Regions from separate parts of the Homo sapiens genome. Here regions 2 and 3 are each linked to region 1. A link is a loop called in an ENCODE intact Hi-C map of the cell type or tissue named here. Cell type or tissue: heart left ventricle. All regions are shown on one strand. Region 1 has its middle 63 kb from the start of TNK2. Region 2 has its middle 13 kb from the start of MIR570HG. Region 3 holds the start of MIR570 (microRNA 570).

The links. Peaks named below come from ENCODE experiments on the same cell type or tissue, not always from the same donor. Only the 100,000 strongest peaks of a DNase experiment are listed, where the experiment ranks them.
Region 2: it touches region 1 in a loop (11-fold over the local background); 14 of 110 quality-filtered maps call a loop at or near these places.
Region 3: a loop joins it to region 1, with 9 times the contacts of the local background. A loop is called at or near these places in 6 of 110 quality-filtered maps.

What each region holds. Positions count from the first base shown.
Region 1 is chr3:195,967,525-195,975,524 of GRCh38, reverse strand. It overlaps the pseudogene SDHAP1. Among named protein-coding and RNA genes, the nearest start is that of TNK2, 63 kb to the right of the region's middle. RefSeq lists a silencer at 3,472-3,704 and enhancers at 7,293-7,793, 7,794-8,000. In heart left ventricle, no CTCF peak of the experiment used is centred here; DNase peaks (open chromatin) are centred at 1,024, 4,934, 5,150 and 7,216.
Region 2 is chr3:195,671,328-195,679,327 of GRCh38, reverse strand. It overlaps the pseudogene SDHAP2. Among named protein-coding and RNA genes, the nearest start is that of MIR570HG, 13 kb to the left of the region's middle. In heart left ventricle, no CTCF peak of the experiment used is centred here; no DNase peak of the experiment used is centred here.
Region 3 is chr3:195,692,056-195,700,055 of GRCh38, reverse strand. All of the region lies in intron 2 of MIR570HG (MIR570 host gene), which reads right to left. It overlaps MIR570 (microRNA 570), which reads right to left and starts at 655; the gene lies at 559-655. It overlaps LOC124909477 (a long non-coding RNA gene), which reads right to left and starts at 3,511. Exons shown (of 2, transcript XR_007096227.1): 1 at 3,467-3,511; 2 at 986-1,026. In heart left ventricle, no CTCF peak of the experiment used is centred here; a DNase peak (open chromatin) is centred at 3,218.

The DNA.
Region 1 (8,000 bases):
TTTATTCCTCCTAAGTAAACTGTCATAGATACATCATTTGCAGCTTTTCCCATTTTATAATTACTTTCCTATATGATCTTGTGTTATTTCTAATGAGCTTATACATCAAGGGATCTTTATAATTGCTATTTCTAATGATCTTGTACATCGAGGGATCTTTATAATTCATACCTTTGAGTGGTTTGCGGTTCACACAGAGCTTGTCAGTCACTTAGCCTCCTTGTTGGGCGAGGTGGGTGGAAGCTGTTACTTTCCCCGCATAGATGAAGAGGTGAACAGGGGGTAGAAGAGTCTGGAACATCAGTCTCCCCTGCTGATGTTCCTCCACCTGCCGTGCTCCTGGGTCTGAGCTGGAGCACAGGTGGTGAGGGCCTCGGGAACATGGGACACGGGGGACAGTCGCAGATGCTGACATTGGAGGTCCTCTGACCTGCTTGTAACAGCAGGTGCTCAGGGGCAGAGGGGAAACTGGGGTATACATTCGGAAGTTTCCCTCTGAAGAAGAGTAGCTATGGTCCTTACTTCCTTCTTAGATACGGTCTTTACTTCCGTCTCTTTGTTTCTTGGAGATGGAGACTCGCTCTGTCACTTAGGCTGGAGTGCAATGGCGCGATCTCGCCTCACTGCAACCTCCGCCTCCCAGGTTCAAGCGATTCTTCTGCCTCAGCCTCCCGAGTAGCTGGGATTACAGGCACCCGCCATCATGCCTGGCTAATTTTTGTATTTTTAGTTGAGACGGGGTTTCACCATGTTAGCCAGACAGTTCTCGAACCCCTGAACTCAGGTGATCCACCCGCCTCAGCCTCCCAAAGTGCTGGGATTACAAGCGTGAGCCACTGCATGCCCGACCTACTTCCCTCTCTTTCTCTGACCTGCAGCACAGACACCCTGTTGAGGGAGGTGGGCTTGTGGAGGAATGGGCATCTTGACATTTCACCTGAAATCTTCCTTTCCACAGGTCCTGAGGCACGGGAATGGCCAGGATCAGATTGTGCCCGGCCTGTACGCCTGTGGGGAGGCCGCCTGTGCCTCTGCACATGGTGTCAACCGCCTCGGGGCAAACTCGCTATTGGACCTGGTTGTCTGGTCAGGCATGTGCCCTGAGCATCGCAGAGTCGTGCAGGCCTGGTAAGTGTTTTCTTCAGGACCCAGACTATTTGAGAAGGCGCAGGAGGTTAGTCTTTTTTCTTTTTTTTTGAGACAGGGTCTTAGTGCCCTGTTCTTAGGGCGCGAAGAACAGGACAGTTAGCATCGTTCCCACCTCCAGAGATCCTCACGGTTGTTATGCAGCCTCGTGTGCTCAGAACAGTGTGAGGTGGATGAGGCACTGGTGGATGTTTGCGTGGCAAGGATGGTGGGACCCCAGGCCCATGTTCTTCCCGTTAGCTTTCTCTGGTGTTAACTGTTTAGCATCATTTCTGCTGTTTTTATAGAACAGGCGCTTTTTGCTTTTTGTATGGACTCAAGTGAAATAAAAACTAGCACCGCCGTACCTTATAAACGTGCGCCCTTTTCTATCTGTAGTTAGAAAGGTACAGGCAGTATTAAAAGGGTAGCTACTTCAGACACTGTGTCTCTGTGGATCTGACGACAGCTCAGGAGGCCAGCACATGCAGAGCCGGCGTCTCATCCCCAGCCGTTGCTGATCATCGGCGAAGGCGGGGTTCAGGTGCCTCGTTCCTGACGCCACAGGTTGTGCTTGTCTCACTCCATAGCCCTGCACTTTGTCGCAGTGAGGTCTGATACCACTTCTCTCAGAGCAGTGTAGAAATTTTGAGCTTCTCTTTCTTTGAAAATGCAGAAAAGAACATTTTGTGAGAATACCCTATACTTGACATCTGAGAAACCGCTCACACATGCAGCATCTCACGCAGAATGCTGTGGAGTCGGACTCAAAAGGCTGCACGCCTGTGGTCCTATTGATAGGACATTCTGGACAAGGCACATCTAGGGAAGAAAAGGGATTGGTGGTTGCCAGAGGCTGTTTCCTGATTGTGCTGAGGCTTACAGACACAGCTCTGTGTGTGTCAAAGTTTGAAAAACCTGCATTAAAAATGATGAGTTTATTTTACTGTATCTTTACGCTTTAATTTTTAAAAATGAAAAGGAAAGAAAAAATGCTTGTAGCATCCCTACTTCTCCCCCAACCCCCGACCCCCCCAAAAAATATATATATGTGTATTTTTAGACATAGTCTCCCTCTGTCACCCAGGCTTGAGTGCAGTGGTACGATCAGGTGCACGCCACCACATCTGGCTAATTTTTAAAAATGTATTCTAGGGACAGGGTCTCCCTGTGTTGCCCAGGGTGGTCTTGAACTCCTGACCTCAAGTGATCCTCCTGTCTCAGCCTCCCAAAGTGGTTACATGCATCTATCCATGTGTTAAAATCGGTAGAACTGAGGCCGGGTGCAGTGGCTCACACCTATAATCCCACCACTTTGGGAGGCCAAGGCAGGCCGATTGCTTGAGCTCAGGAGTTCGAGACCAGCTTGGGCAAGGTGGTGAAACCCCGTCTCTACCAAAAATACAAAAATTAGCTGGGCATGGTGGCTCACACTTGGGTAGTCCCAGCTACTTGGGAGGCTGAGGTGGGAGGATTGTTGGAGCCTAGAAGGCGGAGGTTGCTGTGAGCCGAGATCGCACCACTGCACTCCAGCCTGGGCAACAGAGGGAGGAGACACTGTCTCAAAAAAAGAAAAAAAAAAGAAAAAAGAAACTGTAGAACTGTCCACCGAAAGAAAAAAGTCAATTTTAATGGATGATCAATTTTTAAAGCGTTATAAACAAAAGGAAAAGAGACACCAGCAAGCCTAGAAGCATTTGAGCAGACCGTCAAGAGACCCACAGCCTGGTCCCGAGGAGAGGCGGTAGGCGGGACAGGGCCTGTTGGACTCCTGCATTTCATACCTCCTATCTCCTGCATGTGTTACTTATTGAAGAAAAAATATATATAATTTTATAAAAAAAAAAAAACCTTTAAAACTTTTTTCAAGACATCTTGGAAACACAAGAGTTGCAAATCTTGGCCTTGTGCAGCAGCTCACACATGTGATCCCAGCACTTTGGGAGGCTGAGGCAGGTGGCTCACCTGAGGTCAGGAGTTCGAGACCAGCCTGGCCAACATGGTGAAACCCTATCGCTACTGAAAATACAAAAATTAGCCGGGTATGGTTGCAAACTCCTGTAGTCCCATCTACTCCAGAGTCTGAGGCAGGAGGATTGCTTGAACCAGGAGGTGGAGGTTGCAGTGAGCCGAGATGGTGCCACCGCACTCCAGCCTGGGCTACAGAGCAAAATTCCATCTCAAAAAAAAAAAAAATTGCAAATCTTGAAGTATAGATGAGAGCACACAATAGTCCAAATCAGCAGGTGACTTGCAAGCACACAGCAGCCACCTTCCTCCCCCTAATGTGAAGGACAGTGGGGCGGCCGGCCCCTTGGGACCACCATCTGGAAGGTGTCATTTTTTCCCGTTAGTGGAGTGACATTTATATACACTTAATGTATATAAATCTGTATACATTTAATTTTTTTTTTTTTGTAAGACAGGGTCTCGCTCTGTTGCCCAGGCTGGAGTGCAGTGGCGCGATCTCGGCTCACTGCAACCTCCATCTTTCGGGTTGAAGCAGTTCTCATGCCAGATAATTTTTGTGTTTTTAGTAGAAATGAGGTTTTGCCACGTTGGCCAGGCTGCTCTTGAACTCCTGATTTCAAGTGCTTCACCTACCTCAGCCTCCTAAAGTGCTGGGATTACAGGCGTGAGCCACTGCACCCGGCCTACATTTTAATTTTTTAATTTTAGAGATGATTTCTAGTTTATTCACTCTAAGATCACTTAATGGATATCTACTGTGTGCCAACAGTTTTGCCTTTTATGTCTGTTCTTTAAAATTGGCCCCAACTCAACAGATGGCCTCAGATGTAGGGTGGGTTGGCAGTGTGTTAGCTCAGGAGACTTACACAGTTTCCAGGCTCCTTGAGCGGCTATGCTACATTTTTGTGTGTCGTACTAAATCCATTTGTTTTTTTAAAACGGTTTTCAAAAGTTAAATTCTAGCTCTTTTTGTTGTTGTTTTAGGAGATAAAGTCCCTCCAATTAAACCAAATGCTGGGGAAGAATCTGTCACGAATGTTGACAAATTGAGATTTGCTGATGGAAGAAGCATAAGAACATCGGAACTGCGACTCAGCATGCAGAAGGTAAGAGCCTGGACTCGCTCTGGAGTGAGCAGGCTGGCTGCATACCTGGCCCTGCACTGGTTTTGTTTTTTTAAAAACAGATCTAGGGGGATGCAGGTGCAGCTTTGTGTGGATGTACTGGGAGGTGGTGGAGTCTGGGCTTTTCATGTACCCGTCACCCAAGTCGTGTGTGTTGTACTCAGCAGGTAATTGCTCATCCCCACCCCTCCCGCTTTTTGGAGCCCCCAGTCTCTGTTAGTCCACTCCGTGTGTCCATGTGTACTCACTGTTCAGCTCCCACTTCCAAGGGAGAATGTGTGACACTTGACCTTCTGAGTCACTTCACTTAGGATAGTGACCTCCCGTTCCATCCGTCTGGCTGCGGAAGACATGATTGCATTCTTTTTTTATGGCCAAGTAGTATTTCATGGTATATATGTACCACATTTTCTTTATCTGGTCGTCCGTTGATGGGCACTTAGGTTGATTCCATGACTTTGCTATTGTGACTAGTGCTGCAATAAACATACGAGGCTGCACCAGTATCTGGAGGTAAACAGCAGTAGGACATACTCCTCACTGTATCAAGAATATGAAAGAGACCAGAAGTGCACTTCTTCTCCACATAGAAGGTCAGCAGGCCAGGGCAGAATTAGTGACTGCTTAGCATCCAGGACAGCCTTCTGTGGTTCACTTGTGTGTGCTTGGGCATGACCGCCGTGCCCTGACCGTCGCTGGCTGTCATGGATGAGTCACAGCGTGGAGGAGAGGGAGCCGCAGGACCACCGGAGAAGCTCCGTCCCCAGCAGGGCAGCTTTCTCTTAGAGGTTTCCTGGAGTTCAACACAAGACTGGTGCTTACATCTCAGGCCCAGATATTGATCATGTCTTCATGCCTGGCTTCCAGCAGCTCGGAAACGTCTTTAAGCTGGACCTGTTGCTGCCCCTAAATATACTCAGCAGAGAGGGAGAGTGGGCGGCCGGTGGACAGTGATCTGTGTGGCCTGTGCTGCTGGGAGTCGGTCCAGTAGGACCGTCTGTGATGATGGAAATGTTGACTGCCGTCCAGTATGGCAGCCATTAGCCATGGGGCCGTGGAGAACCTGATATATAGTCAGTCTAAGAAACTGAATTCCTCTAATAACAAGGATTCTTGTCCATGAATGAGAATCTCTTGTCTACTATTTGCAAGAATTGCTGCGTATTTTCTAGGAAGAAGTCCACTGCTTTAGTCCTATTCTGAAAGGCATTTGGTGTTAGACACAAGAGAACAGGTTCCCTGCTGACATTTTCAGAGGCCCGTGCCCTTCGGTCTTCAGGTGAGGCTGGGCTTGAGGGAGGCTTTGTGGAACGGTGAGAAGAACAGCGTGACTAAGGCACAGAAGGCTGAGTGATGCCCTGCAGTGCTTTTGTAGGGTTGGAGGCCAGCTGGGAAAGAAGGAACCCTTGCGTTAGAGAATGGGAACATGCCTTAGGATATAGAAATGGCAAATCTGAGATAGTTTGAAGTGAGAATACTAGAAGTGTTCCCACCAAACAAGGTGTGTCTTGGTGCCTGCTGTATCCCAGGCTCCGTGAGGTGCCGGAGTCAGCACTGAACAAACAGAGCTTCCTATGCTTGCGGAAATGCATTTCGTTGGGGGAAGGGATTTTTCTGCTGACTCTGGCTATTAATAGTAACAATCAAAAAAAGAAATGAGGTAAATTGTTAGAAACAGGCCCCCAAATGTGGCCATAAACTGGCCATAAACAAAATCTCTGCAGCATGTGACATGCTCGTGATGGCCAGGACGCCCACGCTGGAAGGTTATGGGTTTACCGTAATGAGGGCAAGGAACACCTAGCCCACCCAGAGCGGAAAACCTCTTAAGACGTTCTTAAACCACAAACAATAGCATGAGCGCTCTGTGCCTTAAGGACATGCTCCTGCTGCAGATAACTAGCCAGACCCATCCCTTTATTTCCTGTAAGGAATACTTTCAGTAAGTCTTATCACTGGCTTGCTGTCAATAAATACATGGGTAAATCTCTGTTTGAGGCTTTTGGCTCTGAAGGCTGTGAGACCCCTGATTTCCCACTCCACACTCTATATTTCTGTGTGTGTGTCTTTACTTCCTCTAGTGCCACTGGGTTAGGGTTTCCATGACCCAGCTGGTCTTGGCAGTAAATATTGAAAAGGAATAGATACAGTTTCCATTATTTACAGATATAATTTCCAAAAAATTTCCAGAGAATAAATGGAAAAACTAACAGAAACAAAACAAGAATGTAGTAAGGTATGTGGATAAGAGATTTGTATGTAAAAATCAGTAGCTTTGCAATGTGCCAGCAGTAATCTGCTCAGACATCAGTAAATATCTCATTCGCATTTCAAACAAAAAATTTAAAATGCCTTGAAATAATGTAACCAGAAATACGAAAAGATGATACGAAAACGTCGCTGCTGAAGGACATGAAAGAATGTAATACTAGATTCTGAGATGCAATTTTTTTCATTTGTTCTTCCTGAAAAACCGTTAGGTTGATGTGCATTACAGTGTTACGATTATGTATGAGTCTAAGGAAAATCAGATGAAATGTCCAAATTGAACCATGAAGGTGCATTGGTAGAGGAAGAGACAATTAGGGTCAGTGGAGCAAAGCACAGTTAGAGGGAGAAGCAAGGAGGAGGAGGGATCACGGAGGTGGTGCCTGTGTGTCCCACAGGAAGCAAAAGCTGATGCCCAGTTCCCAGCATACCTAAGTAAACTTCAGGTCCACTCCCAGCACGTTTCTCGTGATAGTAAAACTATGAAGGAACTCAGTGTACAAGGAGCTTCTACAAAATAGGCAGAAGACAGTAGCCAGATGGGCCAAGGGCCCCAGCCACCCACGCCCCTCCCTCTCCTTGAAGACCTTCGGTTCCAACCCCACCATCAGCAGGGCTCTGCTCAGTTCCTCCTTGTGTGTATCACCACAGGGCTGCTGGCTCGTGTCACGTTCACCACCAGACCCCACATCAGGAGTCCCGCCAGGGGTGTGGGGAGGCAGCGCTGCCTGGTTGGCCGTGGAGCCGTATGGAACATGGTGCCTCACAGGCAGTCTGCTTGGCGTCCTGGATCCTGGCTGTATCCCGCTGGAAAGGATGTGTGTGGGTCTAAGATATGTATATAATAGAAACATTTATTCAGAAGCTTTAGTCAAGACTTCATTTTTAAGTTCAGAGTAATAAACTCATAGTCTAAATTTCCTAATTTTTCTGTTTAATTTACATAAATAAAATGAAATGCAAAACAACAGGTCTAAAAGTTAAGCAGTTCTTGGTATGGCTGCTTCTATGAATTAAAAGTTTACAAATAATATTTTGTGCCACAGTCAACGCAAAATCATGCTGCCGTGTTCCGTGTGGGAAGCTTGTTGCAAGAAGGTTGTGGGAAAATCAGCAAGCTCTATGGAGACCTGAAGCATCTGAAGACGTTTGACCGGGGTGAGCAGACAGTGGGCTCTGTGCACACTGTTGGGCCCTGCCTTCTGCAGGGTGGGCTGGTGTCTGTCCCGTCAGTGCTGACTTAGTTCCATGCTTGCTGTCTGGATGGGTGCTGGCCCCCAGCTGTAAAGCCACAACCAGTGACTCCATGGACTAGCAGGCCCAGGCTGACAGCTCGGAGGGCCCGTGTGACTGGGTCCCACCTGCCCCTGATGGAACTTTTTGTGTCCCCAGGAATGGTCTGGAACACGGACCTGGTGGAGACCCTGGAGCTGCAGAACCTGATGCTATGTGCGCTGCAGACCGTCAATGGAGCAGAGGCGGGGAAGGAGTCACGGGGCGCGCACGCCGGGG
Region 2 (8,000 bases), 300 kb after region 1:
AACTATCTCAGATTTGCCATTTCTATATCCTAAGGCATGTTCCCATTCTCTAACGCAAGGGTTCCTTCTTTCCCAGCTGGCCTCCAACCCTACAAAAGCACTGCAGGGCATCACTCAGCCTTCTGTGCCTTAGTCACGCTGTTCTTCTCACCGTTCCACAAAACCTCCCTCAAGCCCAGCCTCACCTGAAGACCGAAGGGCACGGGCCTCTGAAAATTGTCAGCAGGGAACCTGTTCTCTTGTGTCTAACACCAAATGCCTTTCAGAATAGGACTAAAGCAGTGGACTTCTTTCTAGAAAATACGCAGAAATTCTTGCAAATAGCAGACAAGAGATCTCATTCATGGACAAGAATCCTTGTTATTAGAGGAATTGAGTTTCTTAGACTGACTATATATCAGGTTCTCCACGGCCCCATGGCTAATGGCTGCCATACTGGACGGCAAACACTCAACATTTCCATCATCACAGACGGTCCTACTGGACCGACTCCCAGCAGCACAGGCCGCACAGATCACTGTCCACCTGCCGCCCACTCTCCCTCTCTGCTGAGTATATTTAGGGGCAGCAACAGGTCTAGCTTAAAGACGTTTCCGAGCTGCTGGAAGCCAGGCATGATGACATGATCAATATCTGGGCCTGAGATGTAAGCACCAGTGTTGTGTTGAACTCCAGGAAACCTCTAAGAGAAAGCTGCCCTGCTGGGGACGGAGCTTCTCCGGCAGTCCTGCGGCTCCCTCTCCTCCACACTGTGACTCATCCATGACAGCCAGCGACGGTCAGGGCACGGAGGTCATGCCCAAGCACACACGAGTGAACCACAGAAGGCTGTCCTGGATGCTAAGCAGTCACTAATTCTGCCCTGGCCTGCTGACCTTCTATGTGGAGAAGAAGTGCACTTCTGGTCTCTTTCATATTCTTGATACAGTGAGGAGTATGTCCTACTGCTGTTTACCTCCACATACTGGTGCAGCCTCGTATGTTTATTGCAGCACTAGTCACAATAGCAAAGTCATGGAATCAACCTAAGTGCCCATCAACGGACGACCGGATAAAGAAAATGTGGTACATATATACCATGAAATACTACTTGGCCATAAAAAAAGAATGCAATCATGTCTTCTGCAGCCAGACGGATGGAATGGGAGGTCACTATCCTAAGTGAGTCAGAAGGTCAAGTGTCACACATTCTCCCTTGGAAGTGGGAGCTGAACGGTGAGTACACATGGACACACGGAGTGGACTAACAGACTGTGGGCTCCAAAAAGCGGGAGGGGTGGGGATGAGCAATTACCTGCTGAGTACAACACACACGACTTGGGTGACAGGTACATGAAAAGCCCAGACTCCACCACCTCCCAGTACATCCACACAAAGCTGCACCTGCATCCCCCTAGATCTGTTTTTAAAAAAACAAAACCAGTGCAGGGCCAGGTATGCAGCCAGCCTGCTCACTCCAGAGCGAGTCCAGGCTCTTACCTTCTGCATGCTGAGTCGCAGTTCCGATGTTCTTATGCTTCTTCCATCAGCAAATCTCAATTTGTCAAGATTCGTGACAGATTCTTCCCCAGCATTTGGTTTAATTGGAGGGACTTTATCTCCTAAAACAACAACAAAAAGAGCTAGAATTTAACTTTTGAAAACCGTTTTAAAAAAACAAATGGATTTAGTACTACACACAAAAATGTAGCATAGCCGCTCAAGGAGCCTGGAAACGGTGTAAGTCTCCTGAGCTAACACACTGCCAACCCACCCTACATCTGAGGCCATCTGTTGAGTTGGGGCCAATTTTAAAGAACAGACATAAAAGGCAAAACTGTTGGCACACAGTAGATATCCATTAAGTGATCTTAGAGTGAATAAACTAGAAATCATCTCTAAAATTAAAAAATTAAAATGTAGGCCAGGTGCAGTGGCTCACGCCTGTAATCCCAGCACTTTAGGAGGCTGAGGTAGGTGAAGCACTTGAGGTCAGGAGTTCAAGAGCAGCCTGGCCAACGTGGCAAAACCTCATTTCTACTAAAAACACAAAAATTATCTGGCATGAGAACTGCTTTAACCCGAAAGGTGGAGGTTGCAGTGAGCCGAGATCGCGCCACTGCACTCCAGCCTGGGCAACAGAGCGAGACCCTGTCTTACAAAAAAAAAAAATTAAATGTATACAGATTTATATACATTAAGTGTATATAAATGTCACTCCACTAACGGGAAAAAATGACACCTTCCAGATGGTGGTCCCAAGGGGCCGGCCGCCCCACTGTCCTTCACATTAGGGGGAGGAAGGTGGCTGCTGTGTGCTTGCAAGTCACCTGCTGATTTGGACTGTTGTGTGCTCTCACCTATACTTCAAGATTTGCAATTTTTTTTTTTTTTTTTTGAGATGGAATTTTGCTCTGTAGCCCAGGCTGGAGTGCAGTGGCACCATCTCGGCTCACTGCAACCTCCACCTCCTGGTTCAAGCAATCCTCCTGCCTCAGACTCTGGAGTAGATGGGACTACAGGAGTTTGCAACCATACCTGGCTAATTTTTGTATTTTCAGTAGAGATGGGGTTTCACCATGTTGGCCAGGCTGGTCTCGAACTCCTGACCTCAGGTGAGCCACCTGCCTCAGCCTCCCAAAGTGCTGGGATCACATGTGTGAGCTGCTGCGCACGGCCAAGATTTGCAACTCTTGTGTTTCCAAGATGTCTTGAAAAAAGTTTTAAAGGTTTTTTTTTTTTATAAAATTATATGTATTTTTTCTTCAATAGGTAACACATGCAGGAGATAGGAGGTATGAAATGCAGGAGTCAAACAGGCCCTGTCCCGCCTACCGCCTCTCCTCGGGACCAGGCTGTGGGTCTCTTGACGGTCTGCTCAAATGCTTCTAGGCTTGCTGGTGTCTCTTTTCCTTTTGTTTATAACGCTTTAAAAATTGATCATCCATTAAAATTGACTTTTTTCTTTCGGTGGACAGTTCTACAGTTTCTTTTTTCTTTTTTTTTTTTGAGACAGTGTCTCCTCCCTCTGTTGCCCAGGCTGGAGTGCAGTGGTGTGATCTCGGCTCACAGCAACCTCCGCCTTCTAGGCTCCAACAATCCTCCCACCTCAGCCTCCCAAGTAGCTGGGACTACCCAAGTGTGAGCCACCATGCCCAGCTAATTTTTGTATTTCTGGTAGAGACGGGGTTTCACCACCTTGCCCAAGCTGGTCTCGAACTCCTGAGCTCAAGCAATCGGCCTGCCTTGGCCTCCCAAAGTGGTGGGATTATAGGTGTGAGCCACTGCACCCGGCCTCAGTTCTACCGATTTTAACACATGGATAGATGCATGTAACCACTTTGGGAGGCTGAGACAGGAGGATCACTTGAGGTCAGGAGTTCAAGACCACCCTGGGCAACACAGGGAGACCCTGTCCCTAGAATACATTTTTAAAAATTAGCCAGATGTGGTGGCGTGCACCTGATCGTACCACTGCACTCAAGCCTGGGTGACAGAGGGAGACTATGTCTAAAAATACACATATATATATTTTTGGGGGGGTCGGGGGTTGGGGGAGAAGTAGGGATGCTACAAGCATTTTTTCTTTCCTTTTCATTTTTAAAAATTAAAGCGTAAAGATACAGTAAAATAAACTCATCATTTTTAATGTAGGTTTTTCAAACTTTGACACACACAGAGCTGTGTCTGTAAGCCTCAGCACAATCAGGAAACAGCCTCTGGCAACCACCAATCCCTTTTCTTCCCTAGATGTGCCTTGTCCAGAATGTCCTATCAACAGGACCACAGGCGTGCAGCCTTTTGAGTCCGACTCCACAGCATTCTGCGTGAGATGCTGCATGTGTGAGCGGTTTCTCAGATGTCAAGTATAGGGTATTCTCACAAAATGTTCTTTTCTGCATTTTCAAAGAAAGAGAAGCTCAAAATTTCTACACTGCTCTGAGAGAAGTGGTATCAGACCTCACTGCGACAAAGTGCAGGGCTATGGAGTGAGACAAGCACAACCTGTGGCGTCAGGAGCGAGGCACCTGAACTCCGCCTTCGCCGATGATCAGCAACGGCTGGGGATGAGACGCCGGCTCTGCATGTGCTGGCCTCCTGAGCTGTCGTCAGATCCACAGAGACACAGTGTCTGAAGTAGCTACCCTTTTAATACTGCCTGTACCTTTCTAACTACAGATAGAAAAGGGTCATGTTTATAAGGTACGGCGGTGCTAGTTTTTATTTCACTTGAGTCCATACAAAAAGCAAAAAGCGCCTGTTCTATAAAAACAGCAGAAATGATGCTAAACAGTTAACACCAGAGAAAGCTAACGGGAAGAACGTGGGCCTGGGGTCCCACCATCCTTGCCACGCAAACATCCACCAGTGCCTCATCCACCTCACACTGTTCTGAGCACACGAGGCTGCATGACCACCGTGAGGATCTCTGGAGGTGGGAACGATGCTAACTGTCCTGTTCTTCGTGCACATAAGACTCACACTCCCACACACGGTATTCCTTTTCCTGCACATTATTTGACGCTATCCTGAAAAGAAAACCAGCAAGTGAAATCGAATCTGTCCGTAGAGGGTGGGAATCCTGTTCACTCTAAGTCAGCCCTTCTCCTCTAATAGAGGTTAGTTGTACTTTTAGAATGGCCTAAATTATTTTTCTAAGTACCAAGAAGTTACATATTCATTCATGCCAACTATTTTAAATATTTCATTGCAAATAAGTGATTTTTATCAGGCAAGTAATACGTAATGAACTTCCCCTAAAAATAACAGCTTCCTAATAGTGCTTTTTCTAAACAGAAAATAATGACTGCAAAATAATTTAAAAAAAAAAAATGTAACCCCAAAAATGTCACCTTAACTGTTAAGATCCCCAACCAGCCTCTATCTAGTCTCAACATTACCACCATATAATCTCTGGATTTCTCAGTTTAATCACTTCTAGGGGAAAAAACCCAGACTACCTCTATATGCTCACTACGCAAATTTCCAGTAAGAAATCAAGGCTTTGTAACCTGGCTGGGTGCAGTGGCTCATGCCTGTAATCCCAATACTTTGGAAAGCTGAGGCAGAAGACTGTTTGAGTCTAGGAGTTCAAGACCAGCCTGGGCAATATTGTGAGACCCTGTCTCTACCAAAAAAAATTTTTTTAAATTAGCCAGGTGTGGTGGTGCACATCTGTAGTCCCAGCTACTTGGGACTCTGAAGGTTGAGGTGTTGAGGACTGCTTGAGCTCGGGAGGTTGAGGCTGCTATGACTGTGCCACTGCACTCCAGCCTGGGCTGACCCTGTCTCAAAAAAAAAGAAAAAAGACTAACCTCCTGCGCCTTCTCAAATAGTCTGGGTCCTGAAGAAAACACTTACCAGGCCTGCACGACTCTGCGATGCTCAGGGCACATGCCTGACCAGACAACCAGGTCCAACAGCGAGTTTGCCCCGAGGCGGTTGACACCATGTGCAGAGGCACAGGCGGCCTCCCCACAGGCGTACAGGCTGGGCACAATCTGATCCTGGCCATTCCCGTGCCTCAGGACCTGTGGAAAGGAAGATTTCAGGTGAAATGTCAAGATGCCCATTCCTCCACAAGCCCACCTCCCTCAACAGGGTGTCTGTGCTGCAGGTCAGAGAAAGAGAGGGAAGTAGGTCGGGCATGCAGTGGCTCACGCTTGTAATCCCAGCACTTTGGGAGGCTGAGGCGGGTGGATCACCTGAGTTCAGGGGTTCGAGACCTGTCTGGCTAACATGGTGAAACCCCGTCTCAACTAAAAATATAAAAATTAGCCAGGCATGATGGCAGGTGCCTGTAATCCCAGCTACTCGGGAGGCTGAGGCAGAAGAATCGCTTGAACCTGGGAGGCGGAGGTTGCAGTGAGCCGAGATCGCGCCATTGCACTCCAGCCTAAGCGACAGAGCGAGTCTCCATCTCCAAGAAACAAAGAGAGGGAAGTAAAGACCATATCTAAGAAGGAAGTAAGGACCATAGCTACTCTTCTTCAGAAGGAAACTTCCGAATGTATACCCCAGTTTCCCCTCTGCCCCTGAGCACCTGCTGTTACAAGCAGGTCAGAGGGCCTCCAATGTCAGCATCTGCGACTGTCCCCCGTGTCCCATGTTCCCGAGGCCCTCACCACCTGTGCTCCAGCTCAGACCCAGGAGCACGGCAGGTGGAGGAACATCAGCAGGGGAGACTGATGTTCCAGACTCTTCTACCCCCTGTTCACCTCTTCATCTATGCGGGGAAAGTAACAGCTTCCACCCACCTCGCCCAACAAGGAGGCTAAGTGACTGACAAGCTCTGTGTGAACCGCAAACCACTCACAGGTATGAATTATAAAGATCCTTCGATGTACAAGATCATTAGAAATAGGAATTATAAAGATCCCTTGATGTATAAGCTCATTAGAAATAACACAAGATCATATAGGAAAGTAATTATAAAATGGGAAAAGCTGCAAATGATGTATCTATGACAGTTTACTAAGGAGGAATAAATTATTAAGCCTCCTTCCATCCTCCAGTGATAGAAATTTCAAGTGCAATTTAGCAAACAATACAGTACTTTCTGGAAGGAAACATCTGTCTCTTCCTCTAAGATCTAAAGAGACAACTGCGAGATGGGCCCCATTGTCCCAGCCTTCTTTCCAGCTGTGGGAGAGAAGCCAGCACCATCACCTGCCCCTCGTAGCTGGTGGGAATGCCGTCCATGTTATAATGCACGGTGGGGAGGACAGGGATCGGCTCCTTCGTGACGTCCACACCAGCGAAGATCATGGCTGTCTCTGAAATGCCGGGCAAGGGCATGGCCAGCTGCTCTGGAGGTAGGTGGTGCAGCTGCAGGTAGACGTGATCTTTCTCAGGGCCACAGCCTCTGGTAAGACAGAACACCATCACATAAGGCAGAGAATGGCAACGGCAGCAGACCTGAGAATACGTCATCTTGGAAGCGTGTGAGTTTCAACATGTTTTGATACTGAGGAAAATTTCCCCTCATGTACGGCCACCCTCTCATCAAATCTTTTCTAAGCATCTACTGTATGCCAGGGACAATCCCAGGTGCTGGGACACAGCTGAGAACCAGAACAAAAACTCTGCCCTTACTGAACTCACACTCGTCTCAGGGATCACAGCCTGCAGCGGCTGTCCTTGGTAAAAGCATTAGGCCTCTATGCCAAATAGTCGTCCCTGCGTATCCGTGGCAGGTTGGGTCCAGGACCCCCACGGACACCAAAATCCGTGGATGCTCAAGTCCCTAATATAAAATGGCAGAGTATTTGCATATAACCTATGCACATCCTCCTCCATATTTTAAATCATCCTCATTTCAAGTTTTACATTTAAGTTGTACAGCAACTCCAGGATTACTCATAGTACCTAATACAATGTAAATGCTAGGTAAATAGCTGCTACACTGTGTTGCTTAGCGAACAATGACAAGGAAAAAAAAAAGTCTGCGTGTTTGTAAGGATGCAATTTTATTTTCAGTACATAGTTGGTTGAAACCACACATGTGGAACCGATGGATACGGAGGGCCACCATATTACAAGAAACCATCCGACTTCTTTTTTTTTTAATATAAAAATGTAAAACCTCTAAAGGCCACACCAGATACCAGCAGATATTTAGCAAGTGTTATCACATTAAAGAACAGGGTCAGGCAATGAAAGAGCTGCAAACTGTTCTTCTGAAAGGCAAATGACCCACACACTTTGAAAGCTGCCGAAAAACATCTGTGGGTATCAGACACCACACCCAAGGCTCACACGCCGACTTCAGGTTGGGTGCGTGTCTCTCTCTCCCATACTCCGTCACATACTCACACACACTAAGAGAAACTCTGTTCCACAGATTTGAGAAAGAAACTGGCTAAAATTTTCAAAATGTAGGTCTTTAGGAAAATATCGCAGACTAACAGACGCCTGCCGGCAGCTGAGAGAGGTGGCTGTGCACATGTGCCTGCACACGAAGGTGAGGGCGAGCGGTGCTGAAACTCACAGAAGCAACCCCGGCCCGTGTGCCCGCTCAG
Region 3 (8,000 bases), 280 kb after region 1:
GTACACAATACTTGATAATGATAATAAATGTGTTCCTGGATAGCACAGCACACACCATTCTGTACAATACACAATACGTGATAATGATAATAAATGTGTTCCTGGTTTATGTATTTACTATAATATACTATTGATCAGTGTTTTAGAGTGTACTCCTTCTCTCTATAAAAGAATTAAGTGAACTAGCAGGCCCTTTGGGAAGTACTGTAGAAGGCATTGTTACCACAGGCGATGACAGCTCCATGTGTGTTATTGCCCCTGAAGACCTTCCAGAGAGACAAAATGTGGAGGTGGAAGACAGTGATACTGATGACCCTGACCCTGTGTGGATCTAGGCTAACATGTGTTTTTGTGTCTTAGTTTTCAACAAAAAAGTTTAAAAAGTTAAAATACTAAGTTTATAAAGTTAAAAAGTTACAGTAAGCTAAGGCTGACTTATTGAAAAAATGTGCTTATACATGTAATATAGCTAAGCTGGCTTTTGCAAACATAGAGTCCTGTGGATGTTATGCTGACTTCGGCTTGGGGTTTTTCACAGAGAGAAGCATGGCAAGGGGGACTCCATCAGGTTGGTGCAAAGGTAATTGCTGTTTTCGCAATTAAAATAATGGGAAAAACTGCAATTACCTTTGCACCCACCTAATAACTTATCTAGGGGACTCTTTCTCCACCCAAAACCCAGGACACTTGGCCCACAACTACATCACCACCCCAGGGTTCCAGGACACTTGGCCCATGACTACATCACCACCCCAGGGTTCCAGGACACTTGGCCCACAACTACATCACCACCCCAGGGTTCCAGGACACTTGGCCCATGACTACATCACCACCCCAGGGTTCTTTACTATAGTTTTCTTGTTCTTCCTTCAATTACGTGTGACATTCCCAACTCCAAGATTCTTCCAGTCCTTCTCTCCCCCTTCATCTAAAGCAGGCTGTCATGAGTTTCTGTCAGCTGCAATCAAGAGTCATGACTCTTACAGTGGGTAGGATTACTCCCTTTTTTGTTGTCATTAAGGAAACCTGTAAGAGGAAAAACAAACACACTTTATGTGGAGAGACAGGGAAAGTTGTTCTATTCAGTCTGGAATCTAGTCCCTCAGCTGGTGGTCCACCTTCGGATTCACTGGTCTTGGGAGTAAGACGGTGCCTTGTAGTCAAAGAAGTGAGGAATTCTGGTGCCTCCTGAGGGTGGAACTGAGGAGAGGAGACGTGAGAGAGGATGCTGGAAAGGAGGAAGCAGCCAGAATGTGTAGGGCCTTTGTGGCCAGGCCAAGGAGCCTCAGGGAATATCTGAGCGTCTTAAATAGGTCAGAGGGCAATTCTGAAAACAAACTCCTTCTACCTGCTGTGTAGGCAATGAGTTGTCATTGTTAGATAGAGGATAAAATGAACCCAATTAGATTATTGCCATCATTCCAGTGATTGAAGATGTTGATCTGTAATAGGGTAATGGCCATACACTTTCGAGAGGAAAAATGTTCAAATTTAGGGGATAATTAGAAATCTGCACTTACAGCCCTTGGTGACACTTTTCCTATGAGCCAAACGGAGAGGGGGAGAGAGAGAGAAGGTGGACAGTCACCGACATATGAGGCAGTGGAAGAGGAACAGGCATGGATAGGAAGAGAATTGTGGGACACACTGGGTTCGAGATGCCTGTGTGAGACAGTCTCATGAATATGTCCAGTAGTATATTGACCAAGCAAGTCTGTCAGGAGCCTCTGGAAATGAGGTACAGAATTTGATAGTCATCACTATGGAGATGGTAACCTGAGCCGTGAGAGAAGCTAAAATCCCCGGGGAGAGGATGTAGAATGAGAGGAGAAAATGGGCCAGGACAAACACAAGGAATGCTCGGAGGGAGGGGCAAAACCAGAACAGTACAGCGTCCCCAAACCAAGGAAAAGAATGTTGCCAGAAGAGGAGAGTCAGGCTGTTTCAAACTCTGCTAAGAAGTGAAGGATGTTGCATATTGAGTAGAGTCCATTGGGGTTACCAGTCAGGCTGACTCAGGGATCCTCTTTGGCAGAAGTAGTTCCAATGAAGTGGGAGGAGGAAGGGAGGAGCAGAGGCCAAATGAGCGTGAGGAGTGTTTAGGAGTTGACAGAAAGTGTATCCACTTTTTTGAGACGTTTAGCCAGGAAGAGGGAGAGACATGGGGCAGTAGGTGGAGGAGGAGATGAAATTAAGGGAGTGTATGGAGTTTTAAAATGGAAAGCTTGATCCTGTTTAAATGCTGTTTTATGCCCCTACGAGGGCGAGGTTAAACATACAGAATAGAGGCATAACTGATAGAGCCAAGACTCCCACCCAGGAGCGGGTTTCGAGCGGCACCTCTCTAATTCAATCCCAAAGGAAAAGAGGATACATGTGGGTCCAGGTACATGCTGAGGTTTGGTGGCAGGACTTTGAAGGAGGTCCCATCTGATGGCTTCTATTTCTCCTGTGAAATAGGGGAAGCCCTGTCTGCTGGTTGTGATGTGCCGTGACAGTCAGAAATGCGGGGAAAAGGGGACAGGTCTGAAACGGGAGGCGTTAAGAATGGGAAAGTAAAGGCAGGCGCGATGGCTCACGCCTGTAATCCCAGCACTTTGGGAGCTCGAGGCGGGTGGATCACCTGAAGTCGGGCATTTGAGACCAGCCTGGCCAACATGGTGTAACCCCATCTCTACTAAAAATACAAAAATTAGCCAGGCATGGTGGTGTGTGCCTGTAATCCCAGCTACTTGGGAGGCTGAGGCAGGAGAATCGCTTGAACCCAGGAGGTGGAGGGTGCAGTGAGCTGAGATCGCGCCGCTGCACTCCAGACTGGGTGGCAAAGCGAGACTCCAACTCAAAAAAAAAAAAAAAAAAGAATGGGAAAGGGAGAGTGTCTGGGGAAGCAGCGTTGCCTCGGCAAGGCCTGAGACCGGCTGGGGTTAGAGATCAGGACTCCCGCGTGGCCTCGTCTCTGCCTCTGTGCATTTTCCCCCAGCAGGTCAGCAGTGTGAAAGGCGGGGGTTCTAGTAGGTCTCACAGGGAGACAATGCAGGAAGGGGCTGAGAATTGCAAGTGAGAGGTTATTGGTAGGACGGACAATGCAGGAGCTGGATGGACTGCACGGACTGAGCGATCGCCACCGAGAGATATTTGGGGTACCCTGCCCCAGTCCCCAGCCCTCAGCCCCCGACCCACCATGGGAGGTGGGAGCAGCGGGCAGGCCGGTTGGGGGCCAGATACCCAGGCAGTGGGATGTGCAGTGGGAGGGGTCTCCGCCCCTGCCCCGGGTCCCCACTGGCCCCTCCGCCGCCGACCGGCCCCCCCGCGGCATCCCAGAGCCGACCCAGGCCCAACTAGAGGAATGGCTGCAGAGCTGGGATCCTAATGACACAGGACAGTGGTGGAGCGTTAAGAGCTCGGTGGTAAACGTGCACTGAAATACAGTCATGCTGTGCAGAAGCTCTCTAGTTTCATTAGATACCTTTTGTCAATTTTGGCTTTTGTTGCCATTTCTTTTGGTGTTTTAGTCATGAAGTCTTTGCCCATGCTTACGTCCTCAATGGTGTTGCCTAGGTTTTCTTCTAGGATTTTTCTGGTTTTAGGTCTCACGTTTAAATCTTTAATGCATCTTGAGTTAATTTTTGTATAAGTGTCAGCAAGGGGTCTAGTTTCGGTTTTCTGCATATGACCAGGCAGAGTGAACAGGCAACCTACAGAATGGAAGAAAATTTTTGCAATCTATCCATCCGACAAAGGGCTAATATCCAGAATTTACAAGGAACTTAAGTAAATTTACAAGAACAAACAACCCCATCAGAAAGTGTGCAAAGGATATGAACAGACACTTCTCAAGACATTTATGCAGCCAACAAACATGAAAAAAACTCATCGTCACTGATCATTAGAGAAATGCAAATCAAAACCACAATGAGATATCATCTCACACCAGTTAGAATGGTGATCATTAAAAAGTCAGGAAACAACAGATGCTGGAGAGGATGTAGAGAAATAGGAATAGTTTTACACTGTTGGTGGGAGTGCAAATTAGTTCAACCATTGTGGAAGACAGTGTGGCGATTCCTCAAGGATCTAGAACTAGAAATACCATTTGACCCAGCCATCCCATTACTGGGTATATACCCAAAGGATTATAAATCATTCTACTGTAAAGACACATGCACACGTATGTTTATTTATTATTTTTGAGACGGAGTCTTGCTCTGTTGCCAGGCTGGAGTGCAGTGGCACGGTCTCGGCTCACTGCAACCTCCACCTCCCGGGTTCAAGCGATTCTCTTGCCTCAGCCTCCTGAGTAGCTGGAACTACAGGCACACACCACCACGCCCAGCTAATTTTTTGCATTTTACTAGAGAAGGGGTTTCACCATGTTGGCCAGAATGGTCTTGATCTCCTGACCTCGTGATCCACCCGCCTCAGCCTCCCAAAGTGCTGGGATTACAGGTTTGAGCCACCGCGCCCAGCCCCGAGCACATGTATGTTTATTGCGGCACTATTCACAATAGCAAAGACTTGGAACCAACCCAAATGCCCATCAATGACAGACTGGTTAAAGAAAATGTGGCACATAGACACCATGGAATACTATGCAGCCATAAAAAAGGATGAGTTCATGTCCTTTGCAGGATCATGGATGACACTGGAAACCATCATTCTCAGCAAACTAACACAGGAACAGAAAACCAAACACTGCATGTTCTCACTCATAAGTGGAAGTTGAACAATGAGAACATATGGACACAGGGAGGGGAACATCACACACCGGTGCCTGTTGGGAGGTTGGGGGCAAGGGGAGGGATAGCATTAGGAGAAATACCCAATGTAGATGACAGGTTGATGGGTGCAGCAAACCACCATGGCACATATATACCTATGTAACAACGCTGCACGTTCTGCACATGTATCCCAGAACTTAAAGTATAATAATAATAATAATAAAGGAATTGAGAGACTGTTGATATCAACTGTTCCCTGAGCCACATGGAAAGCTGTATCCTCTGCAGGCTGCTTGGTGAGTATGTGAGGAGGTATATTCATTCACTTTGAGACCTATTTCTCTAAGAAAGGGTCCTGAAAGGCTTTCCCCTGCTACAGGGACAGCCCTTGGCAAGGAAGCCACTGTCCTCAGGCACACAGGGCTCCTTCATCTCCTGCAACAGATACAGCCCTTGGCAAGGAAGCCACTGTCCTTGAGCACATAGACAGGGCTCCTTCATCTCCTGCAACAGGGACAGCCCTTGGCAAGGAAGCCACTGCCCTTGAGCACATAGACAGGGCTCCTTCATCTCCTGCAACAGGGACAGCCCTTGGCAAGGAAGCCACTGTCCTTGAGCACATAGACAGGGCTCCTTCATCTCCTGCAACAGGGACAGCCCTTGGCAAGGAAGCCACTGTCCTTGAGCACATAGACAGGGCTCCTTCATCTCCTGCGACAGGGACAGCCCTTGGCAAGGATGTCACTTCCTTGGGCACACAGACAGGGCTCCTTCAGCAGACAGCAGATAGATATGCAATGCAAGCCTTGGTTTTTTGGGATGATTCCAATGCAGCACCAGATACGTGTGTCCAATTCTGGGGTTTGCTCATAGGAAACCCATGTGCCAGCAAATCTATGTCACATTCTCCAGTATCACCTTTATAAGGAATAAAGTCAATTTACTGTTCTTCTGTAAAAAGAAAGAAACGTATTCATGACTGTAGCTTGGCTGTCACTCAAGTGCAAGTGAATGGTGGATGTGGCCGCGCGGCTCCACGCACTGATTCATAATCCCCAAAAGGGACAAGGGCAGACCCAGCTCTCTGCAGGGCAAACGCTCCACAACCCAAAACACTTGTTTCTGTTGTTGTTGCTGTTTGGAAACTCCCTCTTCTATTTCCCACCTCCCTCTTTCCCGTTCTCATTCCCTTTTCTCTGCTCCTATTTCTGTTTCCCTCAGTTCCACCTAATACCCCGTGGTGTCACCCTAGCCCTTTCCTCTACCCACTCCAGCCTTACTACCCCCAACGTCCCACACCCTGGGAAACACCAAGGTCTGCCTCTGTACCTCCAAGTTCTTTCCCCGTTATTGCCCTGGGTCAGTCCTTTGTGGGGGCTCCTCTCTCCTCTCTTGATTTCTTTTCATCTGGCTAACCTCTAATCCTGTAAGATTTACCTCAAATATCTTTCAAGAAGTATTTTCTGAATCCAAGGAGGACCTAAAAGCCATTCTGCTGGCCTCCCAGAGCTGAATCTGCCCATCTCCCCCGGATTATATTAAAATTATAAGTCATGTAAAATCCTTTTGGAACGAGACAGGGTATGATAAATAAGAAATATTCAACAAGTATACGTTACTTGTGTACACATACCACCTGACTTCTTTAACAACACATTGCAAGAAATAAAAAGATGGAGACATACGGCTGGGCGCAGTGGCTAATGCCTGTAATCCCAGCACTTTGGGAGGCCAAGGCAGGTGGATCACTGAGGTCAGGAGTTCGACACCAGCCTGGCCAACATGGTGAAACCCCCATCTCTACTAAAAATACAAAAATTAGCCAAGTGTGGTGGCAGGCACCTGTAATCCCAGCTACTCGGAAGGCTGAGGCAGGAGAATCTCTTGAACCCGGAATGCGGAGCTTGCAGTCAAGCAAGATTATGCCACTGCACTCCAGCCTGGGTGACACAGCAAGACTCCATCTCAAAAAAAAAAAAAAAAAGAAAAAGAAAAAGAAAAAACACCATGCATGCATACTCATATGAATGTACAAATGGATGAGTCTAGAACAAAAGATACTAGCCTGATACATATACAAACTATGCAGCTGCAGTCCCTGCCTCTTCCGCAACCCTGACCTCTAAGAAAGCTCTAACTCTGAATCCTGTCAGCACCTGGGCTGTGCTGCTTGGGACAACATTGTCTTCACAAGTCCTCTCCACATTCTCAGAGGTGGGGGTATTGCCAATGATGGGGGTTACTGCCTGAGTCCCGTCACCAGGGGACAAAGCTACAGCAGACACCACCATCTGCCAACAAAAAGAGAGATCATCTCCCACCCCTGGTTCTGCTGACGCAATCACTGGAAGCATCGAGGCACCACTATGTCCTCACCTGCCTCGGATTCAATTTCCTCCTAGCCAGGTCTGTTCTAAGGTCTCCAGAAGTTGAGAAATTAATTGAAAGATAACACTTTCCTCCCTGTGTTAAGGTTTATCACATAATGTATCCAAATACTGGGCCAGTCTTTCCTTTGGTCTCATTTCTATGAGCTAATCTGAAAATGCCTTTTCTGTTTTCCTTAGAATTTTTCTAAATGTTTCTGGGCGCTTGTGTTCCTGAGGCTTTCCACAGTGCACCCTCTTGTTCATCTGATGTCTTTGGCACATATAGGCCCTCGACAGGTAGTTGTTCAATGAACAGATGACCATCCTGTCCTTTGTGTGAACAAGCATAGCAAGTGCACATTGTATCTGTTTGTGTATCCAACAGCGTCCCTCCAAAGCCACTTTGTTCACTTATTTTCTCAGGATCACGGACGGCTGCATCTTGACATAAGCACACAGAATCTTTCCTTTTCCAGTCACTTTTCCTTTTTCCAGATTCCGGCCATAGAATTCCAGGCACAGAGCCAACCATGCCTGGCACCCCCTCCTGTCTTGGGACAAGGATACTTTCTCCTGTGGCTCCCATCTTGCTTCCAACATTCTTCTGCCAGAATTCAGTTTGGCGGACAATGACCTACTACTTTTAATTTTTTTCCCCTTTTTGCTCTTCTACCAAATACCGCTTTTCACCCAGGCTTTTCACTGCGTAGTGGACAATCTATCAAACAGGTGCTGTCCAGCGTGAGGGGCAGTTGCAAAGGTCTGCATCGGTGCTGGCTGATGGAACTTTCCGGTGATGGCATCATTCCGTAGCTGCACTGTCCAGTGAGGAGGCTACTTGCCACTGTGGCTACTGCTTGGGATGGTGCAGGTCTGAATATCTTACTCACAGCTCACCTTTTTGGTGCCTTTG